Regions from separate parts of the Homo sapiens genome. Here all the other regions are linked to region 3. The links are chromatin contacts, found by Hi-C or POLR2A ChIA-PET in ENCODE. All regions are on one chromosome and are shown on one strand. Each heading gives the region's core, a stretch centred on a gene start or an enhancer-like site at or near the end of the contact. The rest is flanking DNA. Distances are from core to core; before and after follow the strand shown.

Region 1 (2,875 bases), core at 286-2,785, 170 kb before region 3:
CCAAGAAGAGATCCTAAGAGAAGTCAAGGCACTAGCCATGTGTCACCCAGGGTTGTCCCACCTGTGTCCTGGGAGCTCCCACCCTCCAACGATAAGCTCTAAGTGGGTCCCCCATCTCTCTGGGGAAGCTGTCTCTTACCTCAGAGACTGCGACTGGCCCCTCCTCCCCTGTATCTCAGGGGTGGCTGGGGCACTGGTGCGGCCCTGCCACTGGCCAGGAACACCACGGATGGGAACCACGTGGTAGGAGGCAGGCTCCAGAAGCCACAGGCTGGAGGCACTGGGCCCATCCTGTGGTGTGGTGGCTGGGCTGCTGCAAAAGGATTAGAGACAGGTCAGTGGCAGGAATGCCTCCATTCAGGGGCTCAAGAGGTGCAGAAGAATGGGGATGCAGTGGAAGGGGCTCCCAAAGTTAGTAGGGCAAACTGCCAGCACCCTTGGGGAACTATCAAGGCTCACACCTCCATCCCACGACTGCAGGAGCTCTCTCCTCCACCTTTCCACTTTTCCATCTGCCCAGCCTATAGCCATCCCCAGCATAGCTCCCACCGACTCCCTGCCCTGCCCTGCCCTTCTCCCTTCCCCCTGATCCTGACCTGGACTCGCTCCAGGGCTCAGAAGACTTCCTGGGCTTCTCATAGGGGTGGTCCAGGCTGGTTTCCTTCCAGGGGCTGTTCTGGACTGGAGCCCGTTCTGGGCTCCCAGCCTCAGGTCCTGTTGGCTGCAGACCCTCAAGGGTTTGGGGTGGGAGAGGCCGAGAAGGTGGGGCTGGAGACTCTGGAGGAGGTTTTGGCACTTGGGATTCCTCTGCAGGAGTAAAAGAAACCTGGTAAGGCCAGAGGCTGGGGGAACCGGCCCAACAAGAACCTCCACAAACCACAGCCCATGCCTCGCCGCTCTCCCTCCCATGCTGGCTTGTGCAGCTGCTGCAGGCCATGGCTCCAGCCCTAGATGCTCAAACATGTTTTCTTCTCCTTTGGGACTTACTTCTTCCCACACAGCCCTATTTTATGCCTTCCTCCTTCAAGAAGCCTCCCAGATTGACTCTCTTGGGCTTACAGTGCTCCACTTTCTAACCTTTGTTCCTGGTACCATGTCTGCAGTTATCTTTTGTTTACCTATTTTTCTTGTTCCTGCCATGCCCATATGGCCTATTTATTTCCTTATTGGCTTGGGCACTCCCCTGGGCAGGACTGCAACAGCTTCTCGATCCACCTTGACCCTGGCATCCTCATGGTTTGTACACAGGGTTCTTAATCTATAGACTTGTGTTTCCTTCCTGCTCCCTTCTTTTAAAAAACAGCAATGATTGTGGGCAGATTGCTCTTTGGCTCTGACTGGTGCATCTTGAAATCACACCCAAGGGTGAAGGAGGGACATCTGGGGTTGATCAGCTCTCTTGGAGTTCACCTTTCCTTTCCCTGTAAAAATAATGAGCTTCCAGAATGGGAGATGATCGCACATTCCCCATCTTCAACTGAGCATGTGCAAGGACATGCGGAAATTGACATGAAGTCCAAGCGGAAACCCTAAGCCTGGCACCCTAGCCTTCACTCCCACTTAAATTCCACACCAGCAAACTGCCCAAACCCCATGGTCTTGCAGTAGGAGTCCAGCCTTGACAATAGTCCCCCAAACGTCCTTCTCACCTTCCTCCAGGAGGAGCCCATCTGACAGGGAGCTGTCATCAGAGGCACTGAGCTCTGCGAAAGACAAAGGGGAGAGAAGAGAAGGAAGTGAAGAAATGAACAAACAGATATGAGTAACCAGCAGTGCTGAGCAGCTCAGGCCTGATCACTCCCCCAGGACAGCATCAGTTATGAGGAAATACCCTCTGTGTGCTAAATACACATTGGGAGTGATTTTTTTTTTTTTTAAGAGACAGGGTCTTACCCTGTGGCCCAGGCTGGAGTGCAGTGGTGTGATCATGGCTCACTGCAGCCTTGACCTCCCAGGCTCAAGGGATCCTCCCACCTCAGCCTCACAAGTAGCTGAGACCACAGGGGCATGCCAGCACACCCAGCTAAATTATTTTATTTTTTTTGTAGAGAAGAGGTCTTGCTGTCTTGCCCAGGCTGATCTTGAACTCCTAGGCTCAAGTGATCATCCCACCTTGGCCTCCCAAAGTGCTGGGATTATAGGCATGAGCCACTGTGCCTGGCCTGGCTGTAAACTTACTACATGGAAGTAGAAAAAAATAGAAGGCAGAGCTAGGAGACAGGAAACCTGATTTTAATCCTGACTCTGATACTAGCTATGCAACCTTGAATAAACCATTTCAATGCTCTAGACCTCAGTTTCCCCACCTGTCAAAAAAAAAGAAAAAGGGTGTCCTCTGGCAGGGCTTCTTGGTAGTGGAAAGGAAAGACAAAGGGTCATTTTGGAAGGCCCTTAGGATAAAAAGAATTTCATGGCCAGGCGCGGTGGTTCATGCCTGTAATCCCAGCATTTTAGGAGGCCAAGGCAGCAGATGGCTTAAGCCCAGGAGTTCAAGACCCACCTGGGCAAGATGGTGAAATCTGGTCTCTACAAAAAATACGAAAATTAGCCAGGCATGATGGTGCATGCCTGTAGTCCCAGCTACTTGGGAACCTGAGATGGGAAGATCACTTGAGCCTGGGAGGTCGAGGCTGCAGTGAGCCGTGATCACACCACCGCACTCCAGCCTGGGCAACAGAGTGAGACCCTGTCTCAAATAAAAAAAAGGGAATTTCACTCTAACTTTTGTATAATCATCTCACATCACAAACACAATTCAAAGATCCCAATGTGAGACCTCCTGTGTTACCAACAACAAGAGGAACGCAAGGTAGGAATTTGAATTTAAGATAAGGTCTGGCCAGCTGGCCCCAGGGAAGTTTCTTCAGTTGGTGAT
Region 2 (3,240 bases), core at 206-2,705, 150 kb before region 3:
GTAAGGCAACTCCATGTGGTTGTCCAGGTTGTGCACTATACTAAGAGGGAAGGTTCACCATTCTCCACCCACCTCGCCCTATGTTTGGTCAGAGCTGTATCTGCCTAGAGAGGGTGGCTTTTTCTAATTTGTACAAAGGCATTATATGAGGTAAGATGACTAAGAGCCTTGTGGGCTAGGTGAGGATTTAAGATTTTTATACTGAAGTTGAAGAGAAGCTACTTGAATTAATCAGCACTCTCTGAGAAACAGAACCAGTAAGATGTGTATGTATAGATAGCTATATCTAGAGAGAGAGAATGCAAGAGAGAGATTGATTGATTTTAAGGAACTGGCTCATTGGATTGTGAAAGCTGGCATATCCAGAATCTGCAGGATAGACTCTCAGGCTGGAGATCCAGGGAAGAGCTGGAGTTCAAGTTCGAAGCAACCTGCTGGCAGGATTCATTCTTGCTCCAGGGAGATCAGACTTTGTTCCAACCAGGACTTCCACAGATTGGAGGGTAATCTGCTTTACTCAAAGTCTATTAATTTCAATGTTAATCTCATCTAAAAACACACACACACACACACACAAAACAACAAAACACCGTCTAGAAACATCTGAAAAAATGTTTAACCAAATATCTGGGCACTGGGCCTAGCCAAGTTGACACGTAAAATTAACCATCACACTGCTGAAAAACGTTGACCCAGGAGATGAACTGGGCAAACTGACCTTTAGAAGATGAGTGGCATGTGAGTGGTTGGAGTGGGGAGAAAGCATAGGCAGGCAGGAATGCAGGCGAGGGCGATGGCGCCTAGACTCCTGTTGTGGCAGAGGGGAGAGAGTGGGTGAAAGGCAGAGGGAAGAGGTCAAGGGCCTCAGAAGCAGGCACCATGGAAGCAGAAACCAGAGTCCTCATTGGAAACTGACTGCTCAGCCCATGTAGGGGAAGGAAGGAGGTGCGATTTGGAAGAGGTCGCTAAGCCCCCATCAGCTCTCTCTCCTTCCCACTTTGGCTGAAGGGGCAAGCATTCTCCATCAGATGGGGTTTTCTGGGAAGTGGAAGGGAAGTGGGGAAAACCTTTGAGTTCTTGCTAGGCAGGAGAAAGGGAAGCAAAGTTGGATGTCCTTAGCTGAGCTTCTAAAAGCTGCATGGTAGCTGGGCAGCTGCTCGCACCCTGAAGCACCATCCTCCCCCATACGCAGTAGAGGGACTCACTGAGTCCTCTCCCTGCCCGGAGGGAGCTATCCTGGTCCAATTTCACAATCCTCAGGCTCTCTGGCCAGGCAGAGGAAGAGGGGGAGGAGGCTGAACTTCCCCACTCTCCCTTTCCCCCGACCCTTGCTCCAGGGGCCGGATGAGGAGAGGGAGGCGTGCCTAGACCCAGACAGTGCCCTGTCAATGCCCTGGGTGAGAAGCTCTCTGGAAACCCCAGAATGACTTGGGCCTAGGCCTCGCTTCCTCTCCTGACCACATCCTGCAGCTCACAGCCAGAGGCAGGTGCAGAAGGGGCACTGTCCTCTATTGGCCTCAGCCTCTGTGGACCAGATCCCTCTCAACTGATCGGGTGCAGGCTGGGCTGCAGGCGGGTGAGTAGCTATGCGAAACGCATACAGCTGACTTAGGAGGTCCAGCCAGGGGGCCTCACTCAGCTGCTTCAAAGTGCTTCAAAGGAAGAAAAACCCCCAAATGGGTCCAGGATACTGAATCTAGAGAGCTGCTTGGAGGAGAGGGGCAAGCCCATCACTGGGGCTCAGACTCTTGAGTTGCATGAGATGGGAAAGGAGCCTGCTCCCCAGAGACACACCAGCATCCTCCTGGCCAGCAATCCTGGGCTGGTTTCTCAATGTTCCCAGGTCCTCTCCAGGAAGTTAGGGTCCTCTTCCTACCTTCCCCGCCTCCTCTCTTTCTTCACTTTTTTTTCCCTTTGTTCTCTCTCTTTCCTCCTCCCCCTTCCTCTACAGCTCTTCTATCCTGGCTGCCTGGGCTCCCAGAAGATTTCAGGGACCACAGGACAGTGACCTCGCACTGCACATGGAGAGCACTGGCCCCTGACACGCTTTCCCCGACCTCTGCCCTTCTTGTAACTCGCTCTCCTGGGCTGGACCCCTGGGGGGTCAGATTTCTGACAGTTGCCAGAAATCTGCTCTTCTGTGTGCCCTGGAGGAAGAAAACCTAAGGGTGAAAGTGCTGGGGGGTAGAGAGCGGGGTGTGGGGTGGCCTGGAGGCTCTAATTTAACCTGGAGCCCCCTGCTTTCTGTGGCCCCACTTGGGGAGACTTGGACCCCTGCTTTGGGGAGACTTGGACCCCTGCTTTGGGGAGAGCAAAACCTGGCCCCTCTCTAACCGCAAGCCCAAGCCCCCTGCAGCATCCCTGGTCCAGTAAGCCCTAATGCCCGGGCCTCTGTGGCCATTCTCTCGCTCTTTTTTTTTTTTTTGAGACAGAGTCTCGCTCTGTCGCCAGGCTGGAGTGCAGTGGCGCGATCTCGGCTCACTACAACCTCCACCTCCCGGGTTCAAGATAAAAGCTCTCCACTGTCCTCAGTTTCTCTTGGAAAGCCCAGTTCTGTTTGCAATCAGATGGCACACAGTAAAGACACTTTGGTGCAGGTCCATGTTTCCTTCCCCGCGGGCGGTGGTGTGTAGGGTCGGGAATTTCCACGTCCCAGCTGGGCTGCACCTCAGGAAGCCTGAAACACTGGCAGGAGGTGAAGACACCGTGTCGGGGGTCTGAGGGCTGGATGATTATTACCCCTCTGTCAAAACACAAAATTATGACAAATTTAGTTAAATGATGTAATTGGCTTTTATTTGTGACTTATGAAGCTGGGTAGCATTTTTCTCTAAAAACTGAGAAAAAGTGCTCCAATGAGCTGAGCAGAGGAGGTTGGCTTTACAGGCAGAAAAGGGCTGAAGAAAGCAGAATCAGAACAAAAAGCAACCAGTTAGCATCAGGTAACTTCAGTTAACTTTCTTTGTAAAGGTTAAAGCAGAGGGGACTTCTTATCATGCTGGCTAAAACTGGCCTATCTGGGGATTTGGCTATTATCTTTCTCTCTCTCCTGTTTTCTTGGAAGGTCAGATAAACAACTTAGTTTCAGTTTGGTGACATCAAACTTTAGCATAAGTGACACCATTTTGGTTTGTTCTGTTAAGCCTAGAGCAGGAGGTCAGTCCAAATCAATGACCTCCAATAAATTTTGTTTAATACCACTAATAGCAGTTGCATTTTTCAAAGACCTTGGGCTGGAGG
Region 3 (3,294 bases), core at 668-3,167:
AACACTAAAGAATCATAACGGGAGGCCCTTTTCCTGTTATTTTGCAAAGACTGGGTTATGGAGGGAGTGTTTAACTGCTACTGTACTATACAATTTCTGTGTCAACAGCACACGCCTTCGAAAAACTCATCTATTAAAAAACTTCCCAAAGTAGGGAGTTTTTGTTTCTTTTAATTTATGAAGCCAAAATACATTTGGAAAAAAGAATATGCCTCACTGATAATATGAAATGAAAACTGCACCCTACAGTCAGCAAACTGAACGCTGGTTTTAAATAACTGATTTAATAAGAACTTAACATGCGTGCAGAAGGCTGATACAGCCTTAAAGAATGACAACAAAAATTAATACTGCACTCGACACAGGCCACCTTACATCCAACGGAGCCTGAATAGCAGCCATCATTACAAATGTCAAAATCAATATAGTACTATGCACCATCCACCTTCTTGCAATAATAAAGAAACCAACTCAGATTTCTTGGTGGTGTAATCACAATTATGACTGAGGCAGAAATGTACGCAACACAATGAAGAAAATACCACAAATCAAAACCACTCTATGTAAAAACATAAAATTGCTCACTGGGGGATGGGGGGGACATTTTGCCATCCAATAAAAGGAATCTGGCCAAATCCCACCTGACCATTCACGTGCCCTTCATTGAAGACCAAACCTGCTTTCCTTATTTCTCCTTTCTTTCTCTTCCTAGCCTCCCATCATCTCCCTTAACCTGTACGAGAAGACAGGCACGGGGAGGGAGGGATTCGAGAATCGGGAACAAAAACCGAGATGTGGACCACATCAGGAGGAAGAGGGGAGGGAAAGGGTGACACCACTAACCTGTCCCAAAGGCTTTGGCCACCAGCCAGGCCAGATTGCAGGCGATTTTGGCCCTGGAGAAATCATAGTGGTCAAAAGGCTTGATGGCTGGAACAATGAACGTCTTTCTCATCTCCCTGGGGTCTGCAGCATCCCCCATCTTTCACCGCGGCTCCTCGGGATGTCCCGGCCCTAACCTTCACATGGCGTGGCCTCGCCACCACGGGGGTCGGGAGGGAGGGAGAAGCAAGCTCAAACCATCGGGGCCCGGGCGATGTCCGCCCGGGCGCCGACGGAGGAGAAGCTCAGCTGTCCGCGCCGCGCGCCTGCCGCCTCCCGCGGGAGCCGCCGCCGCCGCCGCCGCCGCTCCCGGGCATAGGAATGTGGCGGCGCCGTCTCCGTCCGTCCGTCCGCGCGAGGTCCGCCCCGTGCCCGCGCCCCTCCGAGCCACCCGCCCCGCGAGCCCGCGTGTGAGCGAGGCCGCCTCCCCTTTGTCTCGGTTTAGTCACACGGGCTTGGGGGAGGGTGGAGGCTGGAAGGGCCCGGAATTTTAAGGGAGGGGGGATGGGGGGAGCCTTCAACAATCACGTTGTGGAAAATGTCCCCGCCATCGCGATGCCCGCACGCCCTCGCCTCCCTCTCCCCTTCCCTCGGAGCGGGGAGACCCCTCAGGCCCCGGGTGGGCGGAGGGACGAGCAGGACGAGGGGGAAGCGCGGGGCGAGCTGGCCCACCCAGCGCAGCCCGGCCCCTGCCCGCCGGAGACGCAGCAGCGGAAAACGTCAAAATCACTGCGGCTCACAGGCCGCCGCCGGCCCGTCCCCTCCTCTGTGCTCCCTCCCGTCGCCGTCTCCTCCTTCCCCTGCCGCCGTCGCCGCTGCCGTCTCCCGGGTCTTCCTCCCTTGCTGACGGCGAAGGTGGTGGCCGGGGAGAGGCCGCGAATCCCAAGCTCTCAGTTCCTGTCTTATCAGTAATGTCCTTGTAATTTTTTCCTGCCCCCCTTTCTGCAGCTCGCTGGATCGTTCCCCCTCAGCCGCCGCCGCCGCCGCTGCGGTTTTCCGGCTGCGGCACTGGATGAAGGAGCAGATGCGGAGACTGAGCATGCGCCTTCGCGCGGCTCCGACCCACCCCCCCCAACCCCCGCCCCCGCCCCCGCCCCCTCCCCGCTTCCCTCCCGTCTCCGGCCCACTGAGCATGCCCAGCCTCGCTCCCCGCCCGCGCCCGGGATTCGGGGCGGCTGCCTTTTAATCATCGCTCTGGAGTACTCGCTTCAGTGGACATCCTCCACGTCCCTGGCTTTTGGCTGCTGCTGCCTGCACTGCTGAGAGAGGAAAAGGAAGGGAGGGAGGAGGGAGAGGCCTGGCAATAGCTTTCGTATTCTACTTACACAGTGCTTCATCGAAAAGAGTTGATATTTACTTAAAATGTTCATTATGTGACACACACTTTGCAGCGAACTTGACCTGCACTATCTCATTTAGCCCTCGCAATAATCCTGAGAGGTAGATGTCATTGCTGATTGTCCACGAAAGAGAGGTGGAGTTGATTAGGTCATACATGGAACTTAACCAGGATTGAGGATCTGTGGGGGCTCCAAACCTGTGTTAATTTCATGATATCGAGATATTTTCTTAACTCAGTGCTCTCCACTTAAATTTTATCTCTGAGAGGGCACACGTCCAACAATGCCTCCCCATTCTCTCAGAAAAGAGCATAAATTCTTTCACAAAACAAGCTAATGCCCTTTGTGATCTGGCATCTACAGGCCTTTATAGCTTCATTTTGTCAGAACTGCTCTCTATTTTCTTCAATGAGCATGCCTTCTCAGATCTCTACCTCCTTGCTCAGGGTGGTTCCTCTGTCCACCCAGCTTACTCCTACTGCACCTTCAAACTCCACAGTAGTCACTTCCTCCATGAAGCCTTCCCTGACAGCTGCTGACAACTTTCCAGTCAGGGCTGTCACACAGGTGCCTCCCCTGTTGTTCCCGGAGCACCCTGTTCTTATTTCTGTCGTAGCATCTGTCACATCGTGTGGCAATAATCAGTTACTTGTCGGTTTTTCCCATTGATGACATGATGACAGGGTATATCTCCAGCAGCTATACGGTGCCCAGCCCCATAGTATAATTGCTCAATTAATGGACTACATGTGAATATTATCAAAGTTAACACATACTGAGCTTACTTAAATCACTAGCTCCTCACGTCTCATTTTAATACATTATCTAATTTTATTTTTAAGTGATTGTTGTTGTTATTATTATTATTATTGAGACGGAGTCTTGTTAAGTCGCCCAGGCTGGAGAGTGGTGGCAAGATCTCAGCTCAGTGCAATCTCCACCTTTAGGGCTCAAGCGATTCTCCTGCCTCAGCCTCCTGAGTAGCTGGGACTACAGGCGCGCACCACCACGCCCAGCTGATTTTTTGTGTATTTAGTAGAGATGGGGTTTCACCATGTTGACCAGGCTGCTC

Evidence for each region. Hi-C counts contacts between places; a loop is a spot of excess contacts on that map. ChIA-PET counts read pairs that join two places held with the same protein, here RNA polymerase II (POLR2A). Pooled maps may share reads with other maps.
Region 1: a loop to region 3 is called in a pooled map, with 2.9 times the contacts of the local background. The contact joins the enhancer-like site here to the promoter of CAMSAP2 in region 3. A Hi-C loop is called at or near these places in 2 of 50 pooled maps. POLR2A ChIA-PET finds 5 or more read pairs at or near these places in 4 of 52 experiments (HepG2, MCF 10A and WTC11).
Region 2: a map with no recorded cell type shows a loop between it and region 3 (4-fold over the local background). The contact joins the enhancer-like site here to the promoter of CAMSAP2 in region 3. A Hi-C loop is called at or near these places in 2 of 37 single-sample maps with no recorded cell type and 6 of 50 pooled maps. POLR2A ChIA-PET finds 5 or more read pairs at or near these places in 5 of 52 experiments (HepG2, MCF 10A, WTC11 and 1 more).

Annotation. Positions count from the first base shown.
Region 1 is chr1:200,906,662-200,909,536 of GRCh38, reverse strand. It overlaps INAVA (innate immunity activator), which reads right to left. Exons shown (of 10, transcript NM_001142569.3): 6 at 1,650-1,703; 7 at 597-807; 8 at 140-313. Among named protein-coding and RNA genes, the nearest start is that of INAVA, 13 kb to the right of the region's middle. Within about 2 kb of position 1,535, at least 3 of the 41 ENCODE cell types and tissues checked have a DNase peak (open chromatin) inside an H3K27ac peak, as active enhancers do.
Region 2 is chr1:200,886,651-200,889,890 of GRCh38, reverse strand. No RefSeq gene overlaps it. Among named protein-coding and RNA genes, the nearest start is that of INAVA, 6.6 kb to the left of the region's middle. Within about 2 kb of position 1,455, at least 4 of the 41 ENCODE cell types and tissues checked have a DNase peak (open chromatin) inside an H3K27ac peak, as active enhancers do.
Region 3 is chr1:200,737,516-200,740,809 of GRCh38, reverse strand. CAMSAP2 (calmodulin regulated spectrin associated protein family member 2) reads right to left here and starts at 1,917. Exons shown (of 17, transcript NM_203459.4): 1 at 844-1,917. The coding sequence starts at 982. RefSeq lists silencers at 1,108-1,177, 1,208-1,567 and an enhancer at 2,208-2,287.